Linked DNA regions of Homo sapiens: region 1 is linked to region 2. A link is an interaction called in ENCODE POLR2A ChIA-PET data of the cell type or tissue named here. Cell type or tissue: Panc1. All regions are shown on one strand. Each heading gives the region's core, and the rest is flanking DNA. Links, peaks and the distances in the headings are about the cores only.

The links. Peaks named below come from ENCODE experiments on the same cell type or tissue, not always from the same donor. Only the 100,000 strongest peaks of a DNase experiment are listed, where the experiment ranks them.
Region 1: POLR2A ChIA-PET joins it to region 2 with 6 read pairs; 1 of 35 experiments calls an interaction of 5 or more read pairs at or near these places.

The regions. Positions count from the first base shown.
Region 1 is chr11:3,142,311-3,152,234 of GRCh38, reverse strand. All of the region lies in intron 1 of OSBPL5 (oxysterol binding protein like 5), which reads left to right. Among named protein-coding and RNA genes, the nearest start is that of OSBPL5, 18 kb to the left of the region's middle. RefSeq lists enhancers at 977-1,750, 1,751-2,524, 2,525-3,300. In Panc1, for the core only: no CTCF peak of the experiment used is centred there; no DNase peak of the experiment used is centred there; H3K27ac peaks cover 332 bases.
Region 2 is chr11:2,786,295-2,797,266 of GRCh38, reverse strand. The region is part of intron 15 of KCNQ1 (potassium voltage-gated channel subfamily Q member 1); the gene reads right to left. It overlaps LOC124902614 (a long non-coding RNA gene), which reads left to right. Exons shown (of 3, transcript XR_007062554.1): 3 at 3,092-3,172. Among named protein-coding and RNA genes, the nearest start is that of KCNQ1-AS1, 70 kb to the left of the region's middle. RefSeq lists an enhancer at 1-468. In Panc1, for the core only: no CTCF peak of the experiment used is centred there; no DNase peak of the experiment used is centred there; H3K4me3 peaks cover 573 bases.

The DNA.
Region 1 (9,924 bases), core at 3,196-8,195, 350 kb before region 2:
ACGAACCACTGACTACATGTTAGCTTTTGTGTGCCCTGGCCACATGGACTCACATTGTTTGCTGTGAGCTTTGCCCCCAGGGCCACCCTGCCTCCCTTAAATAGAGAGATGAGCAGGGGCAGAGCCACCATAAAGACCCATACTCTTGTCCCTTGATGTAATCGGGAGGCTGGGAAGAGAATGCAGAAGGCCTCGCTTTCTCACTGTGACCTAATGGTGAAGGCCACCTGTACTGCTGGTGTCACCAGAAGCCTCGGTGACGTGCACACTTCCGAGCTGGCTCGAGAGGCAGAGGGGGGCCTTCAGTGGCCAATTCCAGGAGATTTGAGAACGGGCCCCTCTCCAGGAGCAGCCGGAGGAACAGGCAGCTGTCGGGGCTGCAAAGCCCGCCCCAGGGAGGCAGGAGAAGGTGACCCCAGTGACGGGGCCCATCCAGGTTCCCAGCACAGCGTGGCTGTGTTGCCTGGAGACCCCTTCCCACGGGGCAGACTGGCATCTGCCGAGTCATGGACCATTCTCCGAGGAGTCACCGGTTTTCTTTTTGGATTAACGCCAGGACAGTGTGTTCAGCGGGGATCCCAGAGGGGTGTAAGAACCGTTTTTTTGTGCCGTGGGGGAAATAAAGGTACATGAGGCTTCATCTTCAACCCCTTGGCTTTTCATGGGAAAAAGGGCAGGGGTCGGTTTGGATGCACCCCCAGCACATGGGGAGTGGGGAAGACAGCTGTGCTGGCAGGAAGCGGCCAGGTCAGGCTGATGCCGGGTCTGTCTGGTCACCTGCTGTGTGAAGTGGGGACTTTTCTGCAGTTTCTTCATGCTGGTGGCAGAGGGGCTGAGGAAGAGGCGTTCACACCTTTGGCCAGGCCCTTCCCTGCTCCCAGCTCTGTACCCAGGGCATGAGTGCTCTGGGGCTGCCATAACAAATGACCACAAACTAGGTAGCTTAGAACAACACAGAGTCATTCACAGTGATGGAGCCCAGAAGTCTGAAATCCCAGTGCCGGCAGGGCTGCGCTCCCTCCGAAGGCTCTGGGGGAGGATTCTTCCTGCCTCTTCCAGCTCCCAGGGGCTCCAGGTGTTCCTTGGCTCGTGGCGGCATCACTCCGATCTCCGCCTCTGTCTTCACGGCACGTTCTCCCCTGTCTGTGTCTCCTCCCCTGTCTTTTCACACGTGGACCCCAGGCATTGGATGAGGACCCCATACAGTGACCCTCTTTCCAAGGTCAGGGTCACAGGTACTGAGGTTAGGACTTGGACACACCTTTCATGAAGACACAATTCAACCCTCCACCGCCGGGAGAGGGTGGCCACAGCGGGCAGCCCGCCGTGACTCCTGGGAAGACGGACTAGGATCGGAACCTGTAGAAAGACCAGGGGTGGCATTCTGGGGCATGGGGATGACATCACAGATGCAGGCGTGCGTGATCACAGTCGTGTTTAGTTCTAGGGAGCAGGGGGTTTTTCATTTCACAGATGAGAATAGTGAGGCTTTCCAAGAAACCAGGAGCTGCCTGGGACACCCAGGCTGTCAGCAGTGAGCTGGGAATGAAAGTTGGGTGTGGCCACGGGGGAGACCCCGGGGAAGGGAAGAGTTCTGCTCCCCCCAGAGGCATGTTTCTCCAGTGAGCTCTCACGACACCACAGGCCGCTGGCCTCTGTGTCTGTGGGGCAGGACACCTTGATTCCCTGGCCTCCTGACCCCTGTCTTGCCCCTGAGATGGTGTCTGCACGCTGCTGACATGGCAGCCCAGCTTGGACGGGTGGGACGTGCCCACCTAGGGGCTGCTGGGCTCCTCCCTAAGGAGGAGGAGCTGCTGGGTTCCTCCCCAAGGCTGCATCCTGGTCCCAGGTGCCCGGAAGACAACCTGGGACAGGCCTGTGGTTGCATCAGACATGTTTACCTGGGAACCAAAAAACTTTTTTTTTAAAAAAAGCTGTCTTTAAAAAGTGAGGGGGAGAAAAGCACCGTCTGCTCCCCCCGGGGACTTGGGACCCTGGCTCCCGAGGGCAACTTGCCTTTTTGTACTGGCTCAGACTCAGGCATGCAGTCCTTAGCCTGGAGCCTCCTGCCTGGGGCAGGAGGGCAACAGTGCCCTCTTGGGAAGCGGCAGCCATGCCAACAGGGGAAACAGCTGCTGGTTGGCTTCAGCATCCTGATTTGCTGTGTGTGTGTACGTGTGTGTCTGTGTGTGTGTGCATGCACATCTGTCTGCTTATGCATGTGTGTGCATGCATGCATCTGTGCACATGTGTATGTGTGTGTGCCATGCATGTGGTTGTGTGTGTCCATGCATCCGTGTGTGTGTGCCTGGGAAGGGGGTGGTGAGCAGTCAGGATGAAAGAGGAATGCAAGGCCACCATCACACTCGTGCATGTCAGCACCTGGCACACAGGGAACACTCACCAGCAGCCACAGCTGGCCCTTGTGCCCCGGGCTACGTGGTGCCTGCCAGGGCGGTGACCACCCGTTGACTGGTCAGTGACGGGGGGGTCGTTTGATGATCAAAGAGGAAGAAGGGACAGGGCGCAGGGGCCTCGGGGAGCACCGCTGTGTGCTGGAAACCACATGTCCTGATAGGACCTGCCTCCCAGGACGACCGTGAGGACCAAATCAGATCAAAAGAGCCTGGGCAAGGCTGCAGCGGGCACCTGCTGCTGCTGCTGCCTGACGCATAAACTGTCCCCACGGCCTGCGCGGGCGGCACCCCTGCCACAGGCACACATGGGCAGGGGAAGCTCATGGAGCGGCAAGCACTCTGGTCATGTTGATGGGGACAGGGAGGATGCTGGCAAGAGGGTCAGCCACAGTCACAGCACTCACTGCCTCCCTCACCAGAGGCCAGTACACTGCAAGATCTTGCCCCTTTCCTGGCCACCAGATAGGGTAGGGGTGCTGGGAGGTCTCCCAAAGGGCGACTGCCCCCCCAGCCCATGCCTGTAGGAACAGAAGACAGCTCTGGGGGGCCTGACCCGGGCCTCTGCTGCATTCCGGCCTTGGGGACTTCCAGCGTGGTGGTGTGGACGCTCGGGGGGCCCTGGACAGTGGGAGAGCCATTCTGATAAGGCTGGAAGCTGATAAGGCTGGAAGCCTCTGGAAAGGGCTATTGCTAAGACACAGGGCTGGAGTGGCCTGGAGGTGGCTTTGGCAGCTGATATATAAAGGTGGCTCTGTGGTGGGCCCAGTGGGGAGGTCAGGGCTGGGGCAGGTTCTGAGCCTCTGGGGGTCCATGCTCTCTGGAGGCTGCAGCCCACGGAGGAGACCTGGCCGGCCCCTGCCAACCCACAGCAGAGGCTACTCAGCTCCTCTGCGAATTCTCCAGCTCATCCTGAGTCTTAATCCCCTTATCTTAATAACCTCTTTTATCTTGTGCCGGTTACTTGATTTTTCACCTGTTTGAGCCTCTTATCTAGCTGGTTGTCACCTTTGCCTTCTTAAAAACCCTTAGCCTCCCTCTGGGAGATGCAATGCTGCTATCATGCCAATTTCCTCTCCTGCTTTAAGGCTCTTCCAAAATTCTCCTCTTAAAACTCCATCTGGGTAGTGGATTTCCCTTCAGTTTGTGCCTTCAAGAGAAATCTGTGTCCTCTCCCGTTTGGCTTCGTATGATAGAAAATGTCAAAGATGTACAAAAGTGCAGAGGACGGTGCCCCCGCCCTGCCGTCATGGAAGCCGGTTCCAGACAGCGCCCCGTCTCCTCCACCTGGACAGCCGCTGGAAAGAGACTCCGCACTCACCTCCGTTCCTCTCTCTTCTGTGACCTCTGTTCTTCCATCTTGTTACCCGCCTTCAGGGCTGCCAGCAGGAAGGTGTGGGGGGCAAAGTACGTGTCATGGGAGGGGCACTTCCTCTCCACCCTCCCTGACTCCTCGGCCCTTGCCTCCCCAGGTCAGGGGTGGGGGCCCACATGTCAGTGTTGGATAGTAGAAGGAATGGGGAAGGTTCTGGAAGATCCCACCCCGATGCCCCTCATGACCTTGGGGAGTATGTAGTGGGGTCCAGCCCACCTTCCCAAAAGACAACTAAGAAAGTCAGCAGGTGCGGTTTCCGACCTGCTCCCCGGGGAGTCCCGGCTGTACTGTATACACATCGTGGTCAGACTCCCCCAGGAGGCATTCACTGGCACCTACTCCATGTTCGGGCACTGGGGGTGCAGGGAGAGCTGTCTGCACCATGCAATGGGAGCCTCTGCAGCCAGTGTGCCAAGTCTGGGTGCCGGGGGCGTGCGGAGGATGAGGAACAGGAGAGTGACCAGGCAGGAGCCCAGCTAGTGGCCCCAGAGGTCCTGGGAACCGAGGGCAGCTCGGTGAGGCCAGGGCCATGGTGGGCGTTCAGTCGCAAGAACAGGCTCTTGGTGGTGGAGACCCAGACGAGACAGAAGGGCCCGGGTCACTCGCATCAACTCCCACTTGCCGAGGCTGGTCCTGTTCCTCCCCAGCGCCTTTCATGCCCCTGTGCCCTGTCTAGGGCCACGCCCGGCCTTCCCTGCCCCGACGCACCCACGCGTCCCTGGACACGCTCACTCCCATAAATGCCTCTGCCAGCCGTCCGCCTCTCTTCCAGCAGATATTGATTACAGGGGGTTTTAGTCCCAAGGGTAAATTTCTGGAAGTCCATCCCTGGCTTAAAGGACACGTGAGCACTTGGCGCCTCGATTCGAGTTCACAAACGGCACTCCGGAGAGGTCAGTGCAGCTCTGCCTGCGTTGCTCCGTCCCAGCTGGGCCTGCACGGGGCTATGTGCCCATAGCAGGGCTGACTGGGCTGACCCACAGCCTGGGGCACGAGGGAGAGGCTGGAAGCAGGCCTTGTCACCATGGGCTGGCCTCGGCTGCGGCTGTCCCGACCCAGGCCGCTTGAGGTCAAGCCAGGTCGGCCAGCAGAGGCAGGAGCCGTGCCCAGGCCCATGGCAAGCCCTGTGGGACACAGGCTGTCAGACACATCCAGTCCTGGAGCTGGCGCCCACTCCCCCTCCTCCCAGGGCCTCTGCCAGCATCCTCCTGGGTGGGCCCGGCCCAGCCCTAGCCCCTGACTCTGGAGCAGGAGTCCCAAGTCCAGCACTCAGGCCTCACAGAGGCCTTGCAGCCCTCCCACCCGCCCGGTCCTCTTGAGACGGGGTGAGTCACACGGCTGTGGTTCTGCCTTGGGGAAAAGTGAAGCCCAGGACGTGAGGGTGACTGGGAAGGATCCCAGGACAGAGCTGGGGCCTCGGCCCACCCAGAGCTAACAAGGTGCGGGCTGTGCGTTTAGCTCAGGAGGGTCGTGACAGCTGCCAAGGCCCCCGTGCCCTCAGCTGAGCCACCTCTAAAATCCCAGCCCCTCGTGAAGACCAGAGCTGGGTGTGCTGGGAAGGGGCGTGAGAGGCGAATCATAAATAGAAACGCCAGCTCCAGCCACGGCGAAGGGGATCTGGCTGCCAGGGACCCTGCAGTCTGCTGCCCTGTGCCAGGCCGCTTCGGGACAGGCTGTACAAAGGCCAACTCAGTCATCTCCCAAACCCCAGAGGGGCCCCAGGATTGTCCCCCTCCCCAGAGAGAAGCCTGCAGCCTGGAGCTGGCCTCTCCCCCTGCACTCAGGCACAGCTGTGTGCCCAGCGGCTTAGCAGCTCTGCAGAAGGCAAGCGACGGAGTGCCCGAAACCGGGTGCGATGGAAACCGGGTGCCAGAAAGACACCGGGTGCCTCGTCCCAGCCATGCCGTGACAGGGTCCAACAGCCGTGCCCACAGGCAGGGGGCTTCTGACCACCACGTCCCACCCAGCCTCTCCTCAGGCCAGAATCTCCACCTGCATTCTCTCCGTCCCCCACTCTCAGAGGTACCCCCAAATCCTGTAGAGGAATCCACAAACGAGACCCCTTTCCTACCTTCCCGTGAGTTCCCCTCCTCGTCTGCCCTCACCTCCCCCGGAGTGAGCTCTGTCTCCTCAAAGAGTCCCACACGCCCTGGGGGTTTCCCGCAGGAAAGAACAGACTTCCCCAGAGGTGGGTTTGGGGGTGGGGGCGCAGCTCATAAGGGCAGTGTGTCTGTCTCGCTGGTCTGCCCGCCCTGGTCTGAGAGCTCCGACGGGGCCGCGGGACCCTGGCTTATTTTTCTTTTGTACCCCTAGCATCTGGTGAGATGGAAGGGCCTGGAATAGAAATGACACTCGGCTTCTGTGGGCTCCTGGGGCCAAGGCCCCTGGGTCTGGCTTGCTCCCGGCAGGGCGGAGGGGCCCCCAGGTGAATCCTCCCATCCGCAAGTGGAACGGCAGCTGAGGGTGGTGTTCAGAGCACATTTGCCGATTGTGACCCCGGGAGGATGTACCAGTGTCCCTGTAACCCTCAGCCCACCCAGAGTCATCTAGGAGTGTCGTGGAGTTGTGACTTTCCTCCAGGTAACAAAGTTAAGTGAACGCAGGCTGGGCTACCAGGTGCCCATTGCCAACCACTGAGGGCGACAGGCCGGGGTTCTGGTCCGGTCTTGTTCGGCCAGGCCCCACTTCCCACCAGGGCCTCCCTCTTCTCATCTGTAAACTGCACAGGGGCTGTAAATGCCTCGCTGGCCCTGCTGGTCTGGGGTCTGAGGGTGCGAGTCTGTGAATGTCCTCCAGGAAGCAGCCCCCAGCGCAGACCCCTGCTCTTGTGTGTGGGTCTCAGCCGGCACTGGGACTGCAGCCGGGTCCGATGTCTCCCAGCCCTCAAGAGGCCAAACCCCCACCCCAAGAACATCATGGCCAGGACAGCAGGCAAGTGAGTGCCAACTCGCTGGGCAGGGGTGGCTTCCAGAAGGTTCAGTGGAGGCTGTGGGGCAGTGGGAGACAGTGCTGGCCCGGGAGGAGGGGATGTGACCAAGGGAATGGGGCTCGTGAAGTGGCCTGGCCTGTGGGACTGGTTGCAGGGGCTGCCAGTGTGACAGAATTGTGGGCCCTGCTGAGGTGGCACAGCTGGTGGTGGAGGGAGGGGCAGGGCCCCAGGCTTCATCCGGAGGCTGGAGCCCTGGGGGAGGTTCATCAAGGGGCTGACGGGGTTGAAAAGGTGGCTCTGCCACAGGCGATGGGAGGCAGTGGGGCAAGTTGATGGGCTTCGTCAAATCCAGGCGGGCACGGGGCCAGCCCAGGTGCACGCAGAGAGCGTGAGGGCCAGGCAGAGCGGGAGGGATGGGCTCCTGTGGCTGAGGGGAGCGCAGTGCCCCTTCCGTGGGGAGTCGCAAAGAGCCAGGCTGCCCCCCAAAGGCCTCCGCTGGGCTAGATGCTACAGAAGCTGCCTGTAATGGGCTGAACAGCGTCCCCCAAAAATGTGTCCAGGTCCTAACCCCAGGTACTTGTGGATGTGGCCTTGCTTGGAATCCGGGTCTGTACAGATGTTACTGAAGATCTTGGTATGAGACCATCCTGGAGGATCCGGGTGCCGGGGGGTGGCTCTCGCAGGTCCTGGGGAATGAGCTGCCCTGGCCCCAGGCCTGACCTCCCGCCAGGGTGGCTGCCTGAGCGTGGGGACGCCTTGGGGGACTGGGGGTTGGCTCCAGCAGACCCCGGGCTTGCAGGATTTGTAAGGGGGACATGTTTTTCCCATTATAAAAATGTTCCCCAAGAGGCAGCATAACATGGGGTGTCCCCAAAGTCAGACCACCCACGTGTGTGGCTGCTCAGCCAGTCACAGGTGGTGGAATTTGGGGCCGGTGTCTGCTGTCTCAGTGTCGGTGGAACGGGGTCAGGCCAGGCCCAGCCCGCACTCCCCTGCAGAGGTCAGCTGGTCCCGGCCACGGAGCCTGGCGGGTTTGCTGCTGGCTGTGATCATGATCAATGCATTGATGGGAATGTGAAGAGTTATGGAAATTCCACTTTGTTTTTTAAAGAAACAGCATCGGTCACCCATAGTCCACCGCTGCCAGCGTTTCTGCACACTCCAGCTCCCCGTCATGGGGCTTTACCATGTCGAGGGCACCTCACACTGCTCCTTGGCACCATGGCACCCCACTTCCCTGGGGCTCTCATTGTCAGCGGTTTCATTGTATCCCCCAGAGTGTGAGCTGCAGAGGAGGGGGCATGTTCTGTCCCCACCTGCCTGTCACTTCCACCCGCGTTGGGTTTTTTGTGTGTTTCTGTCCTGATGCAGCCTGCTTGAACCACCTCACAAACAATAAACCCGTGTTTGGTCTCAGGGCTGTGGGACCCCCTGAGGATGGGAGGAGCCATCGAGGTTTGCCGGGCTCAGTGGGTGCTGGAGCAGCTGGCCCCCGCCAGGCCTGACTCAGTGTGACTTGAGGCCATCGACCCTCTGTCCTGCTACCCAAACCCAGTGTCCACCCCATAGCTCCCACCACACAGGATGATCCCAAGAGCTGTCGATTCCACAGCATCTGCTGTGCACTGCAGCCCGGGTGCCTTCCTCGGGCCCTGCTCAGCTATGACCACGGCCAGGAGCTAGGAGGATCCCCCTGGGCTGCAGTAAAGCAAACCAAGGGCCCAGGGCTCCAGGATCATCTGGTCAGCCTCCAGTCATAGTGGACTCCAAAGCCCATGCTCTTTCCCCAAAGAGCCCCAGGAAACCGGGACAGAACCGGGCCGGGCCCTGGCAAGCACCAGTCTGCGTTCCGTGTCCAGACCTGCCCGTCCTGGACACTGCGTGGGCGTGGAAGCGGACAAGATGTGGCCTTTGGTATCTGGCTTCTTTGACTTGGTGCATCTCTGCGGCTCATCCGTGTCGTCGCATGTGTGAGTGCCGTGCTTCCTGCCTCCTGAAGGCCGAATGTTCTTCCATCCGTTGCACAGATGTGATCCATGTTTATCCGTTCACCCATGTGGATGTCTGGCTGTGTCCGCTCTCTGATGGCCCTGAGCCATGCTGCTGGGAGCGTGCGTGCGCGGACCACCTGGGGGCGTGTGCTTGTTTCTCTTGGGTGTGTCGCGTCCGTGCGTTTTCGCCCACAGTGCAGCCCCCCATGGGCCCCTGGAGCCGGTCGCTGGTCCACGCACTGGGCTGTACCTGCCTCCTCTGCCCCGCTCCGCACCTGCCTCCTCTGCCCCCCCCGCACCTGCCTCCTCTGCCCCCCTCTGCACCTGCCTCCTCTGCCCGGCTCTGCACCTGCCTCCTCTGCCCGGCTCTGCACCTGCCTCCTCTGCCCCCCTCTGCACCTGCCTCCTCTGCCCGGCTCTGCACCTGCCTCCTCTGCCCCCCTCTGCACCTGCCTCCTCTGCCCCGCTCCGCACCTGCCTCCTCTGCCCCCCCCCGCACCTGCCTCCTCTGCCCCCCTCTGCACCTGCCTCCTCTGCCCTGCTCTGCAGGCTCCAGGACCGTCCAGACCCAGATGCTGGGTCCCAAGGGTCTCTGCTCACACACCCCCACCCCGTGTGCCGTCCGCTGTCCTGGGTGACTGGTTTTGTCCTTTTCCTCTGGTCTCACTGTTTCCTTGTGTGCAAGGAGTGGGCAGTCACTGCCCTTCTACCCGCAAGGCTGCATGGGGCTCGGGGATCCCCAGGTGAAGGGAGACCTGCTGGTCTTCCAGCCTCCACCCCTGCACACGACTTCCTGCCGGGCCCCGCGGACACGGAGACAGAGGGACAGGTCTCCACCTGAGTGGGTCTATGAGGAGAGACAGAGACATGAAACCAGCGGTCCTGTTGATAAACGCACCACCCAGGCTCTCCACCCGCGAGACGGTGACTCTCAGACCTGTAGGATGGAGTCATTCATTTCATTTTCCTGTTTCATTCTCAGTTTCCTCATCTGTAAAAAGGGAGGGGAGCTAAGCATCCGGGTGAAATCTGACCTCCTGGGACACGGAGCAGCGAGTGGGGAGGGATCCTGGGCCCTTGTGGCAGCAGGGCATGGAGGGGTCGTGGTGGAGAGGTAGGGGCTTCCCAGTTGTACAGACCAGCAGCCCAGAAAGTGTTCTCTTGGACCATCTGGGCATTGCACTCCCCCAGCTGTGGGCAGCCCCGTGGACTTTG
Region 2 (10,972 bases), core at 2,323-7,322:
GGGGAGCTGGGAGCTGGGGGCTGGGGCCAGCGCTGCCCGGCCTCTCCGTGGCCCAGCCCCCAGCACTGTCCTCCTCTTCACAGGGCCTCCCCCCCGCCACCCCCCCAGGTCTGCCCGGAGCGGCCGGCATCGAGGCTCTGGGCCGAGTCCTCGTAAATCCTGGGGTGCTGGAGACAGCCCAGGTGAGGCCGTGAACAATGCCCCGTTGTGGCCCCGTGGGGACGGTTTGCCGCCACTTGCCACCAGCCCATACGTTGTAAAATCTCTCCCCACGGATCTAATTTCGCCTCTCTGGCCCTTGGGGGGTTAGGCCCGGGACAGGCACAGTCTCACTCCACACAGAAACCATTTACGGTCGGGATAAAGGCGGCCTTTATTGGCACCGAATGGCGAACGTTTCCCTGCCCCATCGTTTTCTCACCGCCACATCTGTCAGGTGGCGCAGGAGGGACGGCGCAGCAGTGGGGGCTTGTGTGGGGACAAGGACAGGCCGAGAGCCGCTGCCGCCGGGAAGAATGGCTCCCAGTCTCTGTCTTCCTGGGAAACCCACGAGGTCTTCCTGGGTCTGTCCACCGCCTGCACCTCAGTGGGCCCATTATCTTCAGGCCCAGCTCTGACGCAGGGAGACACGGCCCCGAGGGGCTGAGTGGGCAGGAACCTGGACACAGGCCCCTTCGGGGCACGTTTTCCTTCCCCATGGAGAGGGTGTGTCGGGGTGTGAGAGTGAGGAAATGAGGACTACTTCTCAGGCCCCATGATAGGCCTGGGTCGGCAGTGGGAGGCCTCGCCTGGTCTCGGGGTATAAAGGCTGAAGGTGGAAGGGTGCTGGGAAGATCCGGGAGAGGAAAGCGATGGGTGCTTCCTGCCACCCTGCCATCAATGCCCAGGGTCCTCCATGCTCCTCAGTTTGGGAGGAGCCGTGAGAACTGACGTGGCCGCCTTGGCCTTAGCCAGGCGGTGATCTCAAACAGAGCTTCATCAGCACTGTGGCTGCCATGGGGCAGCGTCACCTGGCAGGGGGCCAGGGGCCGTGCTGGCTTCTGGTGGGACATGGAATGATTTCAGGTGGTGTCCGAATAGTCCCTGTGTATTTTGGTATTTACATTTATGTTTTCATGCATGCCGGGAGGAAGTGCATTGCGCCATAAGCCAATGGTTTCACACGTGTCGGTTCTAGGCTGCTGCAGTAGAAGTACTTAACGGGCACCAAGCACGGTGGGTTCAAGAAAACGTCATCTAAGAAATGTCGGTGGCTCTCAGATGTGGAAAAACACAAAGGGTGTCCCTGTGTGAGTGGGGCAGGGGGCCAAAGGCCGGTCTCACCTGGGGAGGGGCCTCCATCTCCAAGCCCTGTGCAAGGGGTTGGCCACACTTACCCCCTGTTCCCCCGGCCCCCGCCCCATGGGACCCCTGCTTGTGGAGGCACTCAGGGGATGAGAGCTGGAGAGACTCCAGGGCAAGGAACCCGTGGGGTTCCTCATGGACCCGGGGAAAGGCAGGGTCCCGCCAAGTTTGTGGAGCAGAAAAATATTGTTTCTTGCAAAATGGCAGGGAAGAGTTGGCGGGATCTGTAGCTGGGGGCTGGGTGTCACCATGGCAACGGAAAGCCAGAAGCTGGCAGAATTAGGGGCGGGCTTCTGATTTCTAGGGATGCTGGCCAAACCCCAGGTGAGCCCCAGTGGGTGTGGGGTAGGGTGGTTTAGATCAGGGGCCTGCTCAAGCCAGGCTGGGTTGGGGGAAGCTCCGTGGGGCCCACTCTGGGCCCAAGCATGACTGTGTCTTTAGCAATTGCTCTGTGACTGGGTGTCAGTTTGGAGGAGGAGGAGCCCCTCGGCTCACAGCTCAGGCTCTTTTTGCTCCAGAACTTCACCTTTAGGGAAAGAGAGAAACGAAGTGGGATACACAAGACAGGTCACCTGAGACCCTGGGGCCCTGTCCGTGGCCTCCCCAGACATGGGTGCAGTGCCCCAACTGCAGGTCTGGCAGCAGCAGGGACTGCTCTGAGCTCCAGCCCGAGGCGAAGGCCTCCAGTTCATAGCCACCACTCCTACCTCATCCCTACAGCACCCGAGAGGTCGGGGGTAGGGGAGGCGAGATGCGGAGACTGACGCAGCGGAAGGTCAAGTGATGCCCTGGCTTCTTGGCTGCTGTGGGGTGGAGCTGAGTGGGACGTGGGAGGAGGTGGCGAGTTAGATGGGAAGACCCCTTGGACCCCCGCCAACCACAGGCAGAGGACCCTCTGAGTCATCAAACTCAGGTCTTGACTGTGCTGCCTGCTTGCCTTCCTCCCCGCACAGCTTCTGGGGGTGTGATGAGCTATACCCACTCTAGGCTGGGCCTGGTCTCTGTACATTGGTCCCCACTGGTGGCATCTTGCTTTCAAGAGACAAGGTAATCTGTGGACCTCCCGTCTTTCCCTCCGCTAGGGAGAGCAAACTTGGGAAGAACAGGTATGTGGTTCTGGGTGGTGGCTTCAGAGCTGAAGCTGAAAGTGGGAGATGGGGGCCAGAGGGGTCCTCCAGGCTCAGGCTCTCTTGCTGGGTCCAGTCCAGCCCAGCAGAACTTGTGCCTCCTCCAGGACACCCTCACCTGGGAAGGCGGTGTACTCCCTGACGCCCCTCCATGCGGCATCTGCTCCCCGCTAATCTGTGAACACACATGCATCACATCTTTGTGTCTTTAAGGTCCAGCATCTTTGGGGGCCCGGCTGGGCTCAGGGCTGAGTCACATGAGCCTGCTTCTCCCCTGTGCCGCCCCTGACCACGGCCTCCCCAAGGCTTCCCTCACTGCCTTCCCATCTCTCTCACTCCCCCATCTTCTTCCTCTTTTCTTTTCCACTTGATCTCTAAGCACTGGGGTTTTGGTTGCCTGCCAAGTCCAAATACAGCTCCAGACCCTCCTGACCCTCCTACCTCAGCACCCCTCCGAGCAAAGCATCCCCACGTGGGGGCTCACAGCAGAAGCTCGGGGTCCTTCTCCAACCTTTCTCCCCTCAGTCTGCTTGTTCTCATCGGTGGGGCTGGCAGACTGGGGGCTGGCCCCAAGGCCTCCACCCTAGTCCAAAGTGCTGATGCTCTCCCTCATCCCACAGCAGCCCCTCACCACTCCTGGAACTGCATCCTCACCTGCCTGTAACCCTCCTCCCACGAAGCCGGAGCCACCCCTGGATCCTTGGCCCGGCCGGGCCATCCCTCGCTCACCAGCTCTGCCTCACCTGCTCTCATGGCCTCAGGAGGATGTGCCCTCGTGCCCTAGGGCCTTTGCAAGGCTGCACACACTGGACACTCTTCCACCCTGTGTCACCCTCCTCCTCCTCACTCACTCCTGGTTGGCTCTGGGCTCCTGACTCCACTGACTGGGAAAACCGAGTACTTTCTCCTTCACACAGACAGATATGTAATTACGGGTCACTATGTGCGTCCCCCTGCCCAGCCATGGGGCTGTACATTCTAAGGAGCAGGGGCCAGCCCACCCTACTCACACTGCAGCCCCAGGCAGTGGCACAAGGTGAATGAATAAATGCCCACAGTGCTTCAGAAGGATTCCTTTGCTTTTTTCCTTTCTGCTCCTTGTGACTTCTGGTCCCTCCATCCCTCCAGAAGGGCCTCAGTTAAAAAAAAAATACTTCTTACTTTTATTTTTAGAGATAGGATCTCACTGTGTTGCCCAGGCTAGAGTGCAGTGGTGTGATCATGGCTCACTGCAGCCTTGAACTCCTGGGCTCAAGCGATTCTTCTAACTCAGCCTGCTGAGCAGCCGGGACCACAGGCACACACCATCACGCTTGGCTAATTTTTTATTTTTATTTTCATAGAGACAGGGTCTCGCTATGTTGCCCAGGGTGGTCGTGAACTCCTGGCCTCAAGCCATCCCCCCGTCTTGGCCTCCTAAAGAGCTGGGATTACAGGTGTGAGCCACTGTGCCCAGCCTCAGTTTTGAGGATATTCCTGGGTTCTGGAGAAAGCTCGGAGCCCTCACATGACCCTGCTAGTGCAATTTCCACCCGTTATTGGATATGGTCCCTCTCAGTAAGAGGGGCTATCACAGAGCCTTAGAACAAGAGCCCTTGTGTTTGTCGGGTGCACCCAGGCGGGCCCTGCCTGATGCCCATGAGGCTGAACCCATTTGTAGCCCAGCGAGGATGGGTGGCCAGGTAGCATGAGTCACCCAGGCATCAGCATCTCCTCAGCAGCTCCTGCCCTGACGGGGTGTTCACCCTGCTGGACAAGCATCCCTTTGCGGGCAGCAGACAGGCAGCCACCTTGCCGCCCACACAGATGGCTCTTGTGTGCCTGACCTGCGGCTCCCGGGGGGCGGGGAAGAGAGGGGGTGCTGTGCACTTTGACACCTATGTGGGGGACTGGGGGCAGGGAGGGGGCGAGGGGCAGGGGGCTGCGTGCTGGCCCCGCTGTCAGGCTCACCTTACTCGGCTAATCCTGAACGTGCAAGAACAATGCTGCCAAAGCCATGAGCTGGATCTCAGCCCTCCGGGGCCCCAAGCCCCCATCTCCTCTAATTGAGGCCTCACAGGGTGGTCTGCGCCCCCAGGCTCCCCCTTGTCCGTGGCTCTGGCCAGTGCCTCCTGCTGTTGCCAAGGTGGTCCAGGCACTGCCTCAGCCCGCACCCCACAACCGCTGTGCCCTCCGCCCAGAACGCTCTTCCTCTAGATATCCATAGGATGCGCTCCCTCACCCGCACAGACCTTTTCCTGGCAGCCCGCACACCCTGCAACCTCTTCTTGAAAGGCCTGGGTCTGACCTGAGGGAGAGAGTTTCTCTTGGGCAGAGGGAGGGGTCACGGCCCCGTCCCTCCTATCCACCTGGCGCTTTCCACCTTCCTGAGAGCAGAGGCCACTGTAAAAGGGACCGTGTGCTGGGGGTTTTCTGGGTGCTGGACTTGTGGGCACACACCCCATCCACTCCTGCCTGGTCCACACACTGGCTGCTGTTTCACAGACAAAGATCTGGCGGCCAGAGGGGCTCCAGGTTTGAGAAGGGCCCTCAAAGGAGCAGCCCCTTCCTATTGCTGCAGCGTCTTCCACACGTGGAGAGGGGTTCAGGCCCACGCTGCTCTGGGCCTGCAGGGCCACCCCCTGGAGGCCGCGGGAGTGCGGGAGGGGACGCCGGGCCTGCAGGGGTGGCGGAGGGACCCGGGAAGGCATGAATGGAAGCGCCGGACCAGGGCGGGAAGCAGCGGACGCGGAACGGGGTGGGGAGGGCTCAGGTTGCCAACCCAAACAGCCCAGCGCGCCTCGGCCCCGTGTTTAATCCACAAAAATTTCCATCTGCCTCTGGAGCACTCGGAACCCGGGCAACGAAAGGCTGTTCGCGCGGCAAAGTAAACACCGGCTCCGTGCAGGGACGGCCGTGCGCCGCGTCAGCCATTTTGTGGACGCCACCGTCCAAAGTGAGGCGGAAGCCCCCACCTGCGGGCTCGGAGCCAGGGCAGGAAGCCGGTCCCACCGCCCGGAGCGGCGCGGCGAGGACCTGGGCATCCACCTGCCGCCAGCGCCACCTCTGACCTGGGGCCAGAACCCGAGCCCGGGAGGCCCGGGCCCCCCACCCCCACCCGCAGCTGCCGCCAAGCCCCCGCACAACCTCGGGGTCCACACCTGACGGGGAGGGCCCGGGACGTGCTGGGCCTGTGCCGCCGGTTCGCCCCGTCCTTCCTTCCCCGCCCGCGGTTTCCCAGCCCAGCCGGCACGGCCAGGTCCCCTCCCCGGGAGGGAGGGGAGGCTCGGGTCGGGACATCTATTTTTGATGGTGACCAAGCCACTGCTTAATATGCAGAACCGGCTGGGGGCAGGCTGTGCCCTGACCCACGGGGTGACAAGTTTGAAAAGGGGCCCATTTTGACCAAAATACATGTTTTTCTGAGGTTGGCCAGGGCAGCCAGGCAGGGTTTGCCGCACAGACAAGGCTCCGCACCGCCCTCACGCCCTGGCCCCTGCAGGCGGCCAGCCCAGCCGGACTCCCGCAATTGATGCTGTCGATTATAGATCCGCACACGGTGCCCAGTGAGGGCTCGGCCGCTGCGGGCTCCGGCCACCGTCCTGCTCGGGCACCTGACACGCCCCTGCCGCCTGCTGTCCTATCCCAGCCTCTCTCTGAAGCAGTTGCACTCACAGAAGTTGACACACACTTGAGCTGAATTTTTAAAAAGACTTAAATTTCCTCTCTGGCCAATATTGGAGGCCTATAAATAGAGTCATTCAGGAGAGGCTTGAGGGTGGCAACTGTCCCCCACAGGCAGGCTAAGAGAGAAACACCCCAAGAAAGAGAGACGCTAGTGTGGGGAAAAGAACAGTTCTTGGGGGATTGCTGAGGGTAAGAGAAGCAGGAAGCCGCTGGATAGCTGGGGAAAGCAAGACCTGGATTCAGGAGGCCTGGCCAGGGCCACGTAGTAGGGTTGAGGCGGAACTTGAACTTGCAGAGAGACCCCTGATGCCATCCTCATGCTCACACCCTCTGAGCTCTGCCATCAGCCAAGCAGGCCTCCTGGGCCAGGAGCTTGTGACACTGCCCACGCCACAGGGCCTTTGCACGCGAGCGATCGGCATAATGGTGCCTGTCCCCTCCACTGGGGGCCAGGAGGCTGAGGCGCTGAGAGCCCACGTGACTCGCCGAGTCTCACAGCCATCGCGTGTAGGGGGCAGAGCTTGCACCCCAGCCACTGGCTCCAAAGGCGTGAGAGGAGGTCAGGCTTTTGCCCTGTGTGGGATGGGAAGGGGGGATGGGAAAGGGGTCTGTGTGTGGCCCTGTGTGCACAGCTGGATGCTGGGTGTGGATGGGCCACACCTGGATGAGGACCCTGAGTGATGAGCCCCTCCTATGGGGTTCAGGGTCCCATGGGTAACCAAGAGTGACAAAGTGAGACTGCACCTGCAGGATGGGGCTTGGCCCGGCTGTCTCAGTAGGTGCTGGGCCAGGCTAGGGCACTGCTGCCAGGGCTGTCCAGAGCAGTAGAACCAGAGGCAATGCCAGCTCCTGGTGTCACCGAGTGGGGACAGTGTAGACAACCCCAGCAGAGGAGGACGGGAGCCACATCAGACAGGCTTCTCCTCTGAGCTGGGCACTCTCCACGGTCCCATCACCCAGTGGCAGTTAGTGGGGGCTGTCTCTGTGGCAGGTTGAGGGTCATTTGGGCTCATGGTATGGCAGAGGGTCATTGGGATATGATCTGGGGGTCATGACCTGGTGGTCAAAGGGATATGATCCCCTCCAAGTCCCAGGGCAGGGCTGGAATCTGCAGCTGACAAGTGCCCTTTGCCAGCCTCTGGCAACCTCATGGCAACCTATCCGAGGATGGGTGGCACAGAGAGGAGCCTCTGAGTGGGGAGGACCTCACAGGATGTTAGGATTGGGGGTGGTCCTCCCAGGGGAGACCAGAGGACCAAGGTGGGACCTTGTTTCTGAGGTTCCCTTTCCCATCACACTCACCTCCACGTGACATCACTTTACTGGGGGGAAAAAGAAACACCTCGAAATGAGCACACCAACTACCTGGCGCATCTCAATCTTGGACAAAGCGAGAACTCATGGTGGATCTCAGAGCCAAGCCCACGGTGGTCCCAGTGCCCAGGAGCTGGGCCTGGGAAGGGGGAGGCCGACGGCCCCAGCATCCCGGAGCGCAGCTGTCCCCTGGCCTCCCTTCCCAGCTGCGTCCTGGGTGCTGTGGCTGCACAGAGATGCGATCACGTTCCTTGGCAACTTTGGTTTCTTACTGAGCAACACATCAATAATATCCCTCCCGAGCAATGACTGCCGGCAAAAGCTCGTCTGTGGCGGGCACTGGGGCTGCGGCGTCGAGGTGTCTCAGTATATACCACGCTTCTCTATGGACAAACAGATGGCTTTGAGCTTGTCACATGACAAAGCTTGCATGCAAAGCCCGACCCTGGTGCTTTTCTTTCCTAGGAGTGATGACGGGTTTCTAGTTTTCACAGGCAGTGCTAGAGTCCCTTCCAGGAGTTGTTACTTTCATTAATTCCCACCTCCTAGTAAGACAGAAGAGCGTCTGCTCTTCCGCACCCATGCCAGCACAGGGTATCATCATTTCCTTACATTTTGACTTTAGGGGTGTGCATTCCCCTGGCCACTGGTGGGTCCACTGTCTTTCCAAAGAAGGTGCTGGGCAGAGCTGGGCTGCGGTTCAGAGGTGCCTGCTGAGCCTGGTTCCAGGGGTGGCCTTTGGGGGTAGCCTGAAGTTGGGGGAGGGTACGGGGCCTCGGTCCCTGGCCAGGCAAGCCATGATGGCTGTGAGAATGCCAGGTCTGAAGACCTCCCACCTCAGGCTCCCTGGGAGCAGACTCAACCTGGCCCCAGGGGCCTCCTGCAAGCCTCCCCGGAGCTTGCTGGGCACAGGGACTCCCTGGCAGACACACCCACCCCTGTGCAGGAACAGGGTGGCGGTGCTCAGCGTCAAACGCTGCTTTCATTATAGGTTTATCTTTGGAACCCCAGACAAAACAGGGCTTGTGTGGTTTGACTGAAGGGCAGCCCCTCCGGACTCCGCCATCCACTAAGACGGCTCCTCAGGAAAGAAAAAATACACTAACCTTAAAATAACCAGTTCCCAGAATAGCAAACTAATGACGGCTTCTAAAGGGAGCCCTTTGATCAGTCAGAGCCCCCGCCTTTGCCTATTTACGGCCCTGTCACTCAAGAGCAGCCCAGCAGCAGAGAGAGGAGTGTTGGGTTGGGTGTGGGGGGCGGGGGGTGGTGCAGAGGGGAGGGGGAGCTGCCGAGGAGAGGCAGGTCTGGGGCTGCCAGGGCAGTCCAGGCTGCCTAACTTTCTGATGCAACCAGCCCTTCAGTGGCAAGGTGCTCCCTGGCCTCTGGGACAGCCTGGAAGTGTGTCCTGCCTGCACCGACACACACTTCTCACAGTCTGCTGAGCAGCACCTTCCAGTTGCGAAGCTACGCCAGGGAACAGACCTGGCTGCAGAGAACCGGAAAAGAACCAGAATCCCAAGCGGACATTCCTTAGGGACCTCGGGGAGGCGTGGGTCATGAGCTCTGGGGACTCGAGGCAGGGGAACTTGGGGAGGATGCTGTGGAGAAGGAGCCCAGGAGGGGTCTGCAGGGATGCATCTCTGTTGGGGGCATGGGGTGGAGAGGGGCGCTGGGGCCATGAGATGGCAACTACTGGAGTGTGCTCTCCCGTATGGTCCCTGCCATCCACATTCACCACATTCTATGGGCACTCACTGAGCATTTCCTTGGGGCTGGCCTGGGTAAACGTTGGGGGAGCCACACTCACCTCCCCACACGCGCGCACGGCCATGCCCGTCCAAAGCAGCGCTGTCCCATAGCTGAATCTGTGTGGCACAGCACTTAAAAAAGTGGTGACTGAGATCCAGGAATGGAATTTTCATTTTAATAAATTAAAATTAAAATTTAAAGATAGATCCTTCATTCGGTTATTAGAAAACCCTTCAGTATGTTTGAAATGACTTAGGCATGGGAATCTCCTTTTTCAATGGTAAATTTTATGAAATCTAAATACAGACCAAGTCGTTCTCATGAAAACTCGGTGTCTAAATTGAAATGTGTAAAATATGCAGTGGCTTTTGAAGACCCAGTATGAAAAAGAAGAATGTCAACAATTTTAAGAGTTTTAAAAATATTAATTATATATTGAAATGATATTTTGGATCTATTGGGTTAAATAAAATATATTATTGTAATCAATTTTACTTATTTCTTTTAAATTAAAAAAGTGGCTATTAGAAAATTTAAAATGATATCTGTGGCTAGCATGGATGAGCTGACCAGGAAGTAAGGGAGGTTAGAGGCTGAAAACTCAGTGAAAGTGGAACCCCAGAGGTAATAGGGGCCCTGAAGGTATTTGATGAGTGAGATGAACTTGAGCTTTGGTTTCACCAGGAATAGATGATTATGTGTCAAAGCCCAGGCCTGCCCCAGGAAGTCTCATAGCAGAGACTTACACAAAGCTGGGACCCTCAAAGGGCTCTGCTTTCATTGTGAGGGCCAATGAAAAATCTCCTACTCCCTGAGAAGATTGTAAAGAAAACTGCATTACTGCTAAGAGAAGGAGAACAAGTTCTGTCCTGGAAAGTCATGTTCACAAGTTAGTCCATGCTCAGCTTGGAGGCTTGAATTCATACTACCTAAGTGGCCTAGAAAACTTTGAGCCTAGAATTAAAAGTCCAGGCTGGCAGTACACCCACATATGTGGCAATGGAAGGGGTAAACATGATTCCTCCCTGAGGACCCCAACTTCACACCAGACTTCAAAAATTCCCACAGATAAATTTTAAGATATATAAGTTTACAATGAAAAAAAAAAAAAAAACAGAAACGAAATGAAACACCATGAATGAGAGTCAGCAGAAGAAAAAATCAAACAGGGAGGTGAACTCAGAAATACTTTAGATACTGGAATTAAGAGAAGCTCAATATAGAATAGCCATATTTAATACACTTCAAGAAAATTTTAAAGTTTGAACAGGCAAGTAAAGAGGAAGATACGATTAAAATGACTTATCAGATATGAATAAGAACCCAACAGAACTTTTATAAATAAAATAATAATAATTGAAGTTTAAAATTCACTGAACAGTTTTAACAGCAGATTAAACACAGTCAAAGAAACAACTAGTGAACTGGAAGATGGATTCCAGAATACAGTACAGAGAGACAAAGTGATTTAAAAAAAAAAAAGGTTAAGAGATATGAAGGGGAGTGAGGTGGTCTACTACTGGCCAATAAAAATTTCAGAAGGAGATAATGAGACTGAAGTGAAATCTTACGAAGTATTAACTGAGAATAATCTAGAACTGATGAAAGACACCAAACCACTGAGTAAGGTAGCTCAGGCAGAAAAAAAGAAACCTATTAACATATCCTAGTGAAAATGCAGACTAGAGTCAAAGGAAAGATCTTAAAGGCAGCCAGAGAAAAAAGACAGATTGTCTTCCAAGGAGCAACAATTCATCATCTTCATTCTC